Linked DNA regions of Homo sapiens: region 2 is linked to region 1. A link is a contact called in ENCODE Hi-C data. All regions are on one chromosome and are shown on one strand. The core of a region is the stretch at or near the end of the contact, and the rest is flanking DNA. Distances in the headings are between cores, read along the strand shown.

Region 1 (4,727 bases), core at 905-3,404:
TTTGGGATTTGCCTTGTGGTTGACGTTATGGTCTGTCTGAGGTGCTCTGTGATCAATAGCTAGACTATTTTTAGCTGGAGGTATTTTTACCGTTTCATATTCCTCTGAAGAGGTTCATAAATCAGTCATGTAAAGTGAAATTTAAATAAGTTGGTAGAGCTTCGCCTTTGGGAGGAGAAGCTGATGTTAAAGTGTTTAAGAATAGAAGAGAGGCATCAGTTTTAGATCCCACCCCCTACTCCTGTAGGAGGTACCCGTAGGTTACTCATTGGTTTTATGCCCCAGTACTTGTCTGGAAAAAGGAAAAAAGAAACTTAAGGATCTCTGTGTTGGTTAATGATTTTCGAGTAGAGATATAGTTGCACATTTCATGCATTCAGCAGAAATGCATTAATCCTGTATTGTGTGCTGGGCTCAGGTTAGGTACAGGGGGTACTTGCAGACAGTGAAGGAGCACACAAGGTCCCTGAACTCACTGATTTTATGGTCAAATGGGGAAATGGCACACTGGTTCATTGTGATGTGCATGGTGATAAGGTACAAACTTCTGTGGAAAACACAGTAGGCCATGTCATGTACACCTGGGCATGTGTCTGAGAATACTCCCTGGCAAGAGAGTCTGAGGTTAGAGGAATAGTTAATTGATAATTAATTGTGGGGGCTTGGGAAGAGGAGGAGGAATGACCCTGGCAGAGGGAACAGCATATCCAAAAGTAAGTGTGGCTCAGTGCAAAAATGAAGGAAGTTAAAATAGACATAAGAAATGGTTTGTTGATAGTAGATTATAATACATGATAGGATCAACGTGTTGTCACTCATTAAAATGCATAGTTCAATGCCTGTGCAAAATTGCAGTGAGCACCACAGTGCGTGAACGCATATTTCCATTACTCTCTGCACATGCTTCTAGGGTGTATTGGTCACATGATAGCATGTCTTTGATTTTTCTGAATTAACCTGTCTTTAACCCATCTCAGAAGAAGTAACTGAGAGGATTCCATCTGTAAAAAATGAAATAATATTATCTATTTTTCAGACCATATGGTCATCCTGTAAATTAATGAACGCATGTGTGAATGGATATAACTGAAGGTTTGGCTCTCTGGAAAGGGCTTTTTCCCTCATTGCTCCTCTTCTACTGTGTTGGTTTCTGGATACCTATCCATCTGACAGATTTCCAGATCTGGAAATCATTCTGCATAATAATGAGCTTCAAGGTCAGTTTCTTATATTGTACTGGTATTTTTTTTTTTAGTGTCAAATATTGCTTTAAATAAGCATGTTTTCTACTGAAGCCTAAAACCTCTGATTTAATAATATTTGGCCTTTTTTTTTTTTTTTAAATAAAGAAGAAGTCGAAGATGGGGCCGGAAGTGGCTTAGAACCAGTTAAATTTCCCCAACACTGGTCTGCACCCACACCCTGATTGAGTTTCACTCAGGTTGGCCCTTATCTTCTCATCTGGCCTTCCAGCTTTCACACTGTATTCTGAGTCACAGGGTTGAGAACCAGAAATAAAACCACACAAGTCTTCTACTGTTCTGTCCGATAGCATCATATTATTCTTCTTCTTAGTCACTTTTAACTAGCTTTGTAATTACGTGTTTATTTCGGTATTTCCTTCTTTCATTGTTTGACTCTCTCACTACATGTATCCATTATATGCTAACGTAAATAACATATTTTTATGAAAAATAACTGTTTTCCCAAAAATAATTTAGTGAAAAGAGCGGTATTGTTTTAAAAGTTTATGTGTGGCTTCATAGAAGGCAGCTGGACTTTGGTAGTTCCACATTCAGTCTGTTGCAAATTTGTTGTTTTGGTTGAAACAGATGAAGAAAATCTAGTCTCCCACAGATACATAGTAGGAAATGGAGGGGTATTTTAATAGCCTTCTCAGATAATCATGGATATTTTGCTTTGATGCTGTGCCAAATGTGACAGTTGGTAGTTTCTTAAAGAGTCATTGCAATGTGGGATCTGAAACCATATCAGTGAACATTTTGTACTTTCTTACGTTGAAATCTATTGGTCTGTCTTGCACTTTGAATGGATATTTTATTGTTTGGAGTGTAATTATGAAAGAGGTTACAAATGCAATGTGTTTAACCCCTTTTCTTTTCCATTCAGAAAAACCCCAAGATTCTTTGGGGAAATAAGAGGTGGTTCTGGATATTCATCCAGACTGAACAGGATGTGAATGAACGGTGGATCTGAGATGTACACACATGATATTCCACAATTAGTCACTTGGTTTTGATCCCTTTTTCATCTAACAAAGATACCCTACACAATCTCAGTATGATGAACTTCTCCAGTCTTTCTCTTGTGTTTAACCTGTCTTTTAAAACAAAATCATAGGATACCATCAAGCTTGTTTTAACTGTTTTTTTCCACCCTAGTTGATGTAATACATCTACAAACTGAAATTAGGTTAGCAGTTTGTGCCAGGTTGGTTGAAAAATACAGAAGGTATTAACTTCTCAGCTTCAGGGCACAAGATAATTGGTTGAGAGAAGTTAGAAAAAAGATCCTTCTTTTCTGTGACATGGCATAACATTCCAGGAGCGTATTAAAATTAATATTAAAAATTAATATCAGCATTAATATTAATTTTTAAAAGTTTCATGTAGAAACAGTGGCAAAATATGTGATTGAAAAATACAGCCACAATCATAAAAGGTGTTGCATTCAAATTTGTTCTCTTGCTTTTGTGATGCTAATCCCCTGAGATTAAGCCATCAAATGTTGCTGTCTTCGCATATGCTAGACTGTATAGCATGAAAGCCCTGGAATGGTAAATGTGCACAGAGATAAATGACAGGAAAAAAATATACTGGATATTGACAGTAGTTGCTTCTGAGTGGTGGGATTTTGGGTCATTTTTAGTTTCTTCCTTGTCCTTTATAAACATTAATTACAACAAATACTTATTCAATATTGTGTGTCAAACACAAATGTGTTGAGTGCTGGACTTAGAACAGAGAACAAAAGCTGATTCTGTCCCTGCCCAGTTGAATCCTCCAAAAGGTCAATTTTTATATTTTCCTTAATATATGTGAACCATTTCCATAATAAGATGTAGGAAATATTGACCGAAATGAATTTTTAAAAATGGTACTTTTTTTTTTAACTTTTGGTTGTTTGCCCTGTAAGTACAGTTTGGAGACAGTTGCATCATTCAGTTATCCTAAATATCTCCCAGGAAATCTCTACAACAGGCTTGTAGAAATTTGGATTCTCAGACTCCAAATGAATTGAAGCCTTAATGTTGGAAATAAGAAGTAGTAACCATTTTCCTGTGGTGTATTTCCAGAATACTCCATCCCAAAGGACCTAAACCATAAGCAAGAACCATGAAAGGGCTGGGGATGCATTCACATGGGCCCGCCACTCGTTTGCTGCTAGTTAAAGTTTGTGGCTCATGTAGGAAGCAGATCAAAGTGAATGACGGTAGAGCTTAAAAATTGGCTTGTGTTCATGGCCTGAATAATGAAGACCTTGAAAAGTACACATCTTCTATTGAGGGCTAATATGGAAACATCTGGAAATAAACTTGAAACTTGACGATGAAAAAAATTCTTTTCCAGAAGGACTCTTATTTCTTGTGTGTGGATATTTCTTAGCTACTGAAAGATGATGGAATTATTATGGAATTAGGGTTTATGTTTGATCCTGGTTGGGAAACTAGAAAAAACAGGGGCTGGTATCACTAGCATTTCTTTGAGTGAATCATTATTAGAGCCAGCCTGTTGTCTGTTTTTATACATATGTAATTCCCAAAGTTTTGTAAGGATGTGTGATTCTATAGGAAGTGTCAGAAAAGTTTCAGTATGGCCATGTGTGGCGTAATGTATTTGTGAGAGAAAAATCATGACTAATTGTAAAAGTGGCACACTGACTATTAGTACAGAAGAAAAGAGCTGGAGGTCACTACCAGCTATTTTGCAAAGATCTTATGTAAAACTCTGACTTCCTGAGCTAGACTTCCCTGAAGTTCTACTCCCAAGAGAATTACAGAGCTCAGTGGAAAATAAAGATCAAGTGGAGGTTGAGAAGATGTAGAGAAGCCAATGAATTTAATTAACTGTCTAGAACAACTGAATGAGGTTGGATTAACAAAAATTAGCATTCACGAATCAAAATTGAAAGAGCCTGAAAGGACAGAAAGTAGAGTCTTTAGAATCTTGTGTAAGTTGAACATGGCAAAAACAGTGAGAGGCCATTCCTTGAAGACTGAGAGAGATTTTGGAGACATGTAAAGGAAATACTACCCAACGGACAGTAAAATTATGGAACTCATTAGCTCCCCTGGGACTTGCAGAACATACAAGGGTGATGACTAAAAGGATATTCATGGCTTCTTATTAAGTGAAGACAATAGGGTAGAGAGAACTCTGGCAATATACACCTATTCATAGTGGTGATTACTGGGTCCTTGGCCTAGGAAAGAGGGTTGGAGAGAGGGGAATTGAGAGTTGAGAGCAAGGTAGGAAAAGAAGGAAAACCGTGTATGTGTGCTTGGGTGGGTGTGTTTGGGGATGAGTTTGATGTTCATGAGGATGGCTACCAAGATAATGGTGGTGGTCTCAGGATAATGGAGTTTCAGGTGATCTTTCCTTTTTTATATTTCTAATGGGTTATTTGAATTTTTTAAATAAAGAGCTTATTTATAAATCAGAAAAAAATACTATTTTCATATTTCCATTAAAAATGAAAGCAAAATA
Region 2 (4,727 bases), core at 1,633-4,132, 790 kb after region 1:
GTCATTGCTGACGGGCCAAAGAACAGAATGTTGTTTCTTCCCTAGCACTGCTGGCCCTTGTCATGCAGAATCACTTGGTTGAAAATTTTTTGATAGGTGCCTTGGGTTTGCATGAGATTCCTATTTGTGTGGTTTCCAAAGTGTGGTCCCTGAACAGTAAAATCAGCATTTCCTGGAAACTTGTCAGAAATCTATAGTTTCAGGTCCCTCCCCAGACCCATTGAAATCAGAAACTCTGGTGGTGGGGTACAGCAATCTGCTTTATCAAGCCCTCCATGAAATTCTAACATATGCTGAAGTGTCAGAATACTGATTTAGAGTCTGATTATTCTGAGGGCCACCTATAGCCTACTGGAAGTGTTGAAGTCATTAACAGTTTTCAGAACTTCTAAGACCTAAACAGGTTGTAAGTAATAATGCATCTCAAATCCAGGTTAATATTGTAAACACTTATTACTTCCCTTGAATTTTCTCTTAAAACTGCATTGCCACCAATTGTGAATTACGGACAACATCCTTTCAACAGAGTATAAAGAGCTGTGTTGTTGTCATTACACCCCACAGGAGAGGAAAGGTAGCAATTCCCTTTTGTACAGCTGGCAATTTCTGTGCCAAAATATGTAGCAAAGAAGTTAGATCTTGTTTTGGATCACTCAGCAATTTAGTGGCAGAGCTCAGAATATAATTTGTCAGTCTAGGTCATATATGCTGCCTTGGTGTATTTAGATATAACATTTTTTATAGATGTAATCTTGTTTCTATAATCTATGTGAATTTTCTAACTATCTCAAAGAAAATGTGTATAGACATAAAGTGGATTCCAACCTAAGTAAACTTTTGGAAGTAGCCAGAGAAAGCACATATAGGAAGAAGTAAACATTTACATGTTTTACAAAAAGCCCAATACATATAAATTATAGAAAGCCATAAATTTGTTTTCCTCTACCCTTGTGCAAAAACATGTTGTTACTGAGAACGTATTTTCTGGCCTTCAGAATAGAGACTTATTAATAATACAAACATTAAGTGCATTATTCTAGGCATGGGAAGAGAGCAATGGAAAAGATAAATCTCTTACTTCATCATGCTTACGTTCCAGTGGGGGTTAAAAGACAAGCAAAGTGAGTAAATTATAAAGCATATTTTAAGGTGACAACTGAAATGGAGGAAAATAAAGCAGGAAAGACGACAGAAAGTTGGGGGACACAATTTACAGCTTTAAACTAGACCTCACCAAGAAGGTGAAATTTGAATGAAGCCTAAAAAAGTGTAAAGAAGCAAGTCTTACAGATACCTGACAGAAAAACGATTCCAAGCAAAAAAGATTAAGAAGCACAAAAACCCTGGGGGAGGGGGGAAACATACTTGGTGTGTGTGAAAGAAGCAAAGAGGGCAGGATGGCTAGAGAGGAACTAGGAGAGCCATACGAGATGAAGGCAGTGAGACAGAGGGGGAAGTGTGGATATGTAAACCAACCTAACTTTTTAACAAGGTCACTTTGAGCCTACTAAAAGACCACTGTTCCCAAAAAAGTAGCAGCAGGGACACAAGTGTAAGCATGGAATCTCTTTGGGGTAACAATGATTGCATCTGGAAAAAAGGAACTGGGGGAAAAATGTGAGATACTGAATTTTCACCGTGAACTTTTTATACTTTTGAATTTTTCTGTTTATGTATTACATTTTCAAAAGAAAAACATTAAAAAGTAGTATTTTCAACAAATAGTACTGGAACAGCCAAATGCCCATATGCAAAAAATTGAACCTCGCTCCATACTATGCACTACATACAAAGATGAACTACATTGCATACCCAAATGTAGGACCTCAAACTATAATGGTTCTAGAAGAAAATGAGGAGAAAATCTGAGTGATCTTGGGCTAGGCAACAATTTTGTAGATACTATGAAAATACCATCCATAAAAGAGAAACTGATCAACTGGACCTCATCAAAATGGAAAAAACCAGCCAGGTGGGTTGGCTCATGCCTACAATCCCAACACTTTGGGAGGCCAAGGCAGGAAGATTGCCTGAGCTTAGGAGTTCGAGACCAGCCTGAGCAACACAGCAAGACCCCATCTCCACAAAAAATTAAAAAATCAGCTGGGCATGGTGGTGTCCATCTACAGTACTAGCTACTCAGGAGGGTGTGGTGGGGGGATCACTTGAACCCAGGAGTTTGAGATTACAGTGAGCTATGACTGTGCCACTGCACTCTAACCTGGGCAACAGAGCAAGATACTGTCTTTTAAAAAATGGAAAAATGAAAAAAAAATGCTCTTTGAAAAGAGAAGCTACAGGAAAGGAAAATGTATTTGTAAAACACATTATCAGATAAAAGACATTATCAGAAATTGGCAAAAAACACTCAAAACTCAGTAAGAAAAAAAGCAGCTAAATAGACAGAATATTTGAACACATATTTAACCAAAGTAGATATACAGATGGCAAATGAAGATATAAAAAGATGCCCAATGTTTAGTCATTAAGAAAGTACAAAGTAAAACCACCATGAGACACCACTGTACACTTACTAGAATGGTCTAAAAACAAAACTGACAGTAACAAGCACTAGTGAGGAAGCAGAGGAAATGAAACTCACATAACCCTGCACTGGGAAATGAAAATGGAACAACCAATTTAGAGAATAGTCTGGCAGTTTCTTAAATTTAATCATACATTATAGTATCACCAGGCAATCCCACCATTCAGTATTTACTTAACAGAAATAAAAATCTTTGTTCACATAAAACCATGTATATGAATGTTTATGATAGCTTTATCTATTATTGCCCCAAAGTGGAAAAAACCAAAATGTACTTCAGCTGGTGAATGTACGGATTTAAAAAATGAAAAAAATATTCATACAACTACCCAGCAATAAAAAAAGAATCAACTGATAAATACAACAATAGGAATGAATCTCAAATACATTAAGAAAAGCCAGACTTAAAGGGTACATACTGTGTGAGTCCAAATTTACAGCATACTCATAAAAGAGGAACTATAGGGACAAAAAAGCAGATTAGTTGCAGGAACTTTGGGTGGGAAGAGGCTGACTATAAAAGTGCAAGAGGATGCCGAGCATGGTGGCTCATGCCTGTAATCCCAGCACTTTGGGAGGCCAAGGCAGACAGATTACCTGAAGTCAGGAGTTCGAGACCAGCCTGACCAACGTGGAAAAACCCCATCTCTACTAAAAATACAAAATTAGACAGGCGTGGTGGTGCATGCCTGTAATCCGCAGCTACTCGGGAGGCTGAGGCAGGAGAATCGCTTGAACCCGGAAGGCAGAGGTTGCAGTGAGCCAAGATCGCGCCACTGAGCTCTAGCCTGGGCAACAAGAGCAAGACTCTGTCTCAAAAAAACAAAAAACAAAAAACAAAAAAAAAAACTGCAAGAGGGAATTTTTTCGGAGTGATGGAATTGTTCTACATTTTGATTATGTTGTTACCTAACTATGCATTTGTTGAAACTCACAGAATTATACATTAAATAAGGTAAATTTCACTATATGCAAATTATATCTCAATTTACAAAAATGACTACACTACCTAGGTTAACTTTATAAAAACTGACATTGGATAAATTCAATATGTGAATAAAGATCTTCAAGGGAATCTACTTTGTATTATCAAAGGATTATTCCTATGTACAAAAAGATTTATAATACTAGTCTCTTAAATAGGCTCTTCTTTTGAGAGCATTTACATTTGAATACAGATTAGCTATTTTCTGCTAAGAGTCTAGAAGTCAAAGAAATGGTGTATAGGGTGAATCCCAGATTAAACATGAAACATAAATAATATGACATCTCTGAAATAATCATAAGTCCATGGGAAAATATAACCACTTAATGTAAATACATTTTTTCCAGGAAATTATCATAGAGAAAAAGGTATTTATTATTATGACATTTGTATTTTACTACTGTATCATAAATGCCATTTGAGATCTAATAATGATAAATCTGACCCTGAATCTGACACATCCTAAAAGCTAAGCAATTATTATCACCTAAGTAGTATTTGTATGGAAGAGTGCCATAAATGCTAAAACAGTCAATGACTATACTTATATAAAATGTGAGAAAGTTTCCTTGGTAAACTAATATACATCAGCTACATCTCAATTACTTAGCAGTGGAAAAGGTGGAGAACCAACTGTTGAGGCAAAGCAGCTTTTGAGTTTTTTCTGGTTTCCCTGGTACACCTTGTTAATTTTAAGGGTTAACCTGGGCTGTAGTAGCCCCATTCCACCTATAGGAATCCACTGTGTACTTTTAATCCCACCCTCCATAACCACTGCATCTATTCTATGCCATTTTTCCCGGTGCTGGAAAAATTAGGTATTTTAAACTAGGTATTTATTTTAGTTTTTATGTTTTGTGGATCAACAGTTATATAAATTACATACCATCTTTCTTTAGACAGGCCCCTGATATGCTAGCATGCTGAAGAAAGGTAGGAGGTATGCTTAAAGCCTGATAAAAAGTCTGTATACTGTGTCCCCCCATGCTTTTAAGCCTCACTATTCAGAGGTATACATGTCACCAGGAGGGCTTAAAAATCAGATTTCGATCTATTAAATCGGAGACAGTATACAAATAGAAATCTGGCTCATGTTAAAACAATTTAAAATCTTAAGGAAATTATGTGAGATTTCTGCAAGCACTGAGATGTCATTCTAATAAAGGCAGACTGGTGCAGGTAATTCTCTTATTTGCA

What was found. A loop is a pair of places that touch in the nucleus more often than their neighbours do. Pooled maps may share reads with other maps.
Region 2: a loop to region 1 is called in a pooled map, with 10 times the contacts of the local background. The contact joins two enhancer-like sites. A Hi-C loop is called at or near these places in 3 of 50 pooled maps.

The regions. Positions count from the first base shown.
Region 1 is chr10:62,382,782-62,387,508 of GRCh38, forward strand. All of the region lies in intron 2 of ZNF365 (zinc finger protein 365), which reads left to right. Among named protein-coding and RNA genes, the nearest start is that of ZNF365, 11 kb to the left of the region's middle. RefSeq lists an enhancer at 835-2,034. Within about 2 kb of position 2,155, at least 5 of the 41 ENCODE cell types and tissues checked have a DNase peak (open chromatin) inside an H3K27ac peak, as active enhancers do.
Region 2 is chr10:63,171,474-63,176,200 of GRCh38, forward strand. The region is part of intron 24 of JMJD1C (jumonji domain containing 1C); the gene reads right to left. Among named protein-coding and RNA genes, the nearest start is that of NRBF2, 41 kb to the left of the region's middle. Within about 2 kb of position 2,883, at least 2 of the 41 ENCODE cell types and tissues checked have a DNase peak (open chromatin) inside an H3K27ac peak, as active enhancers do.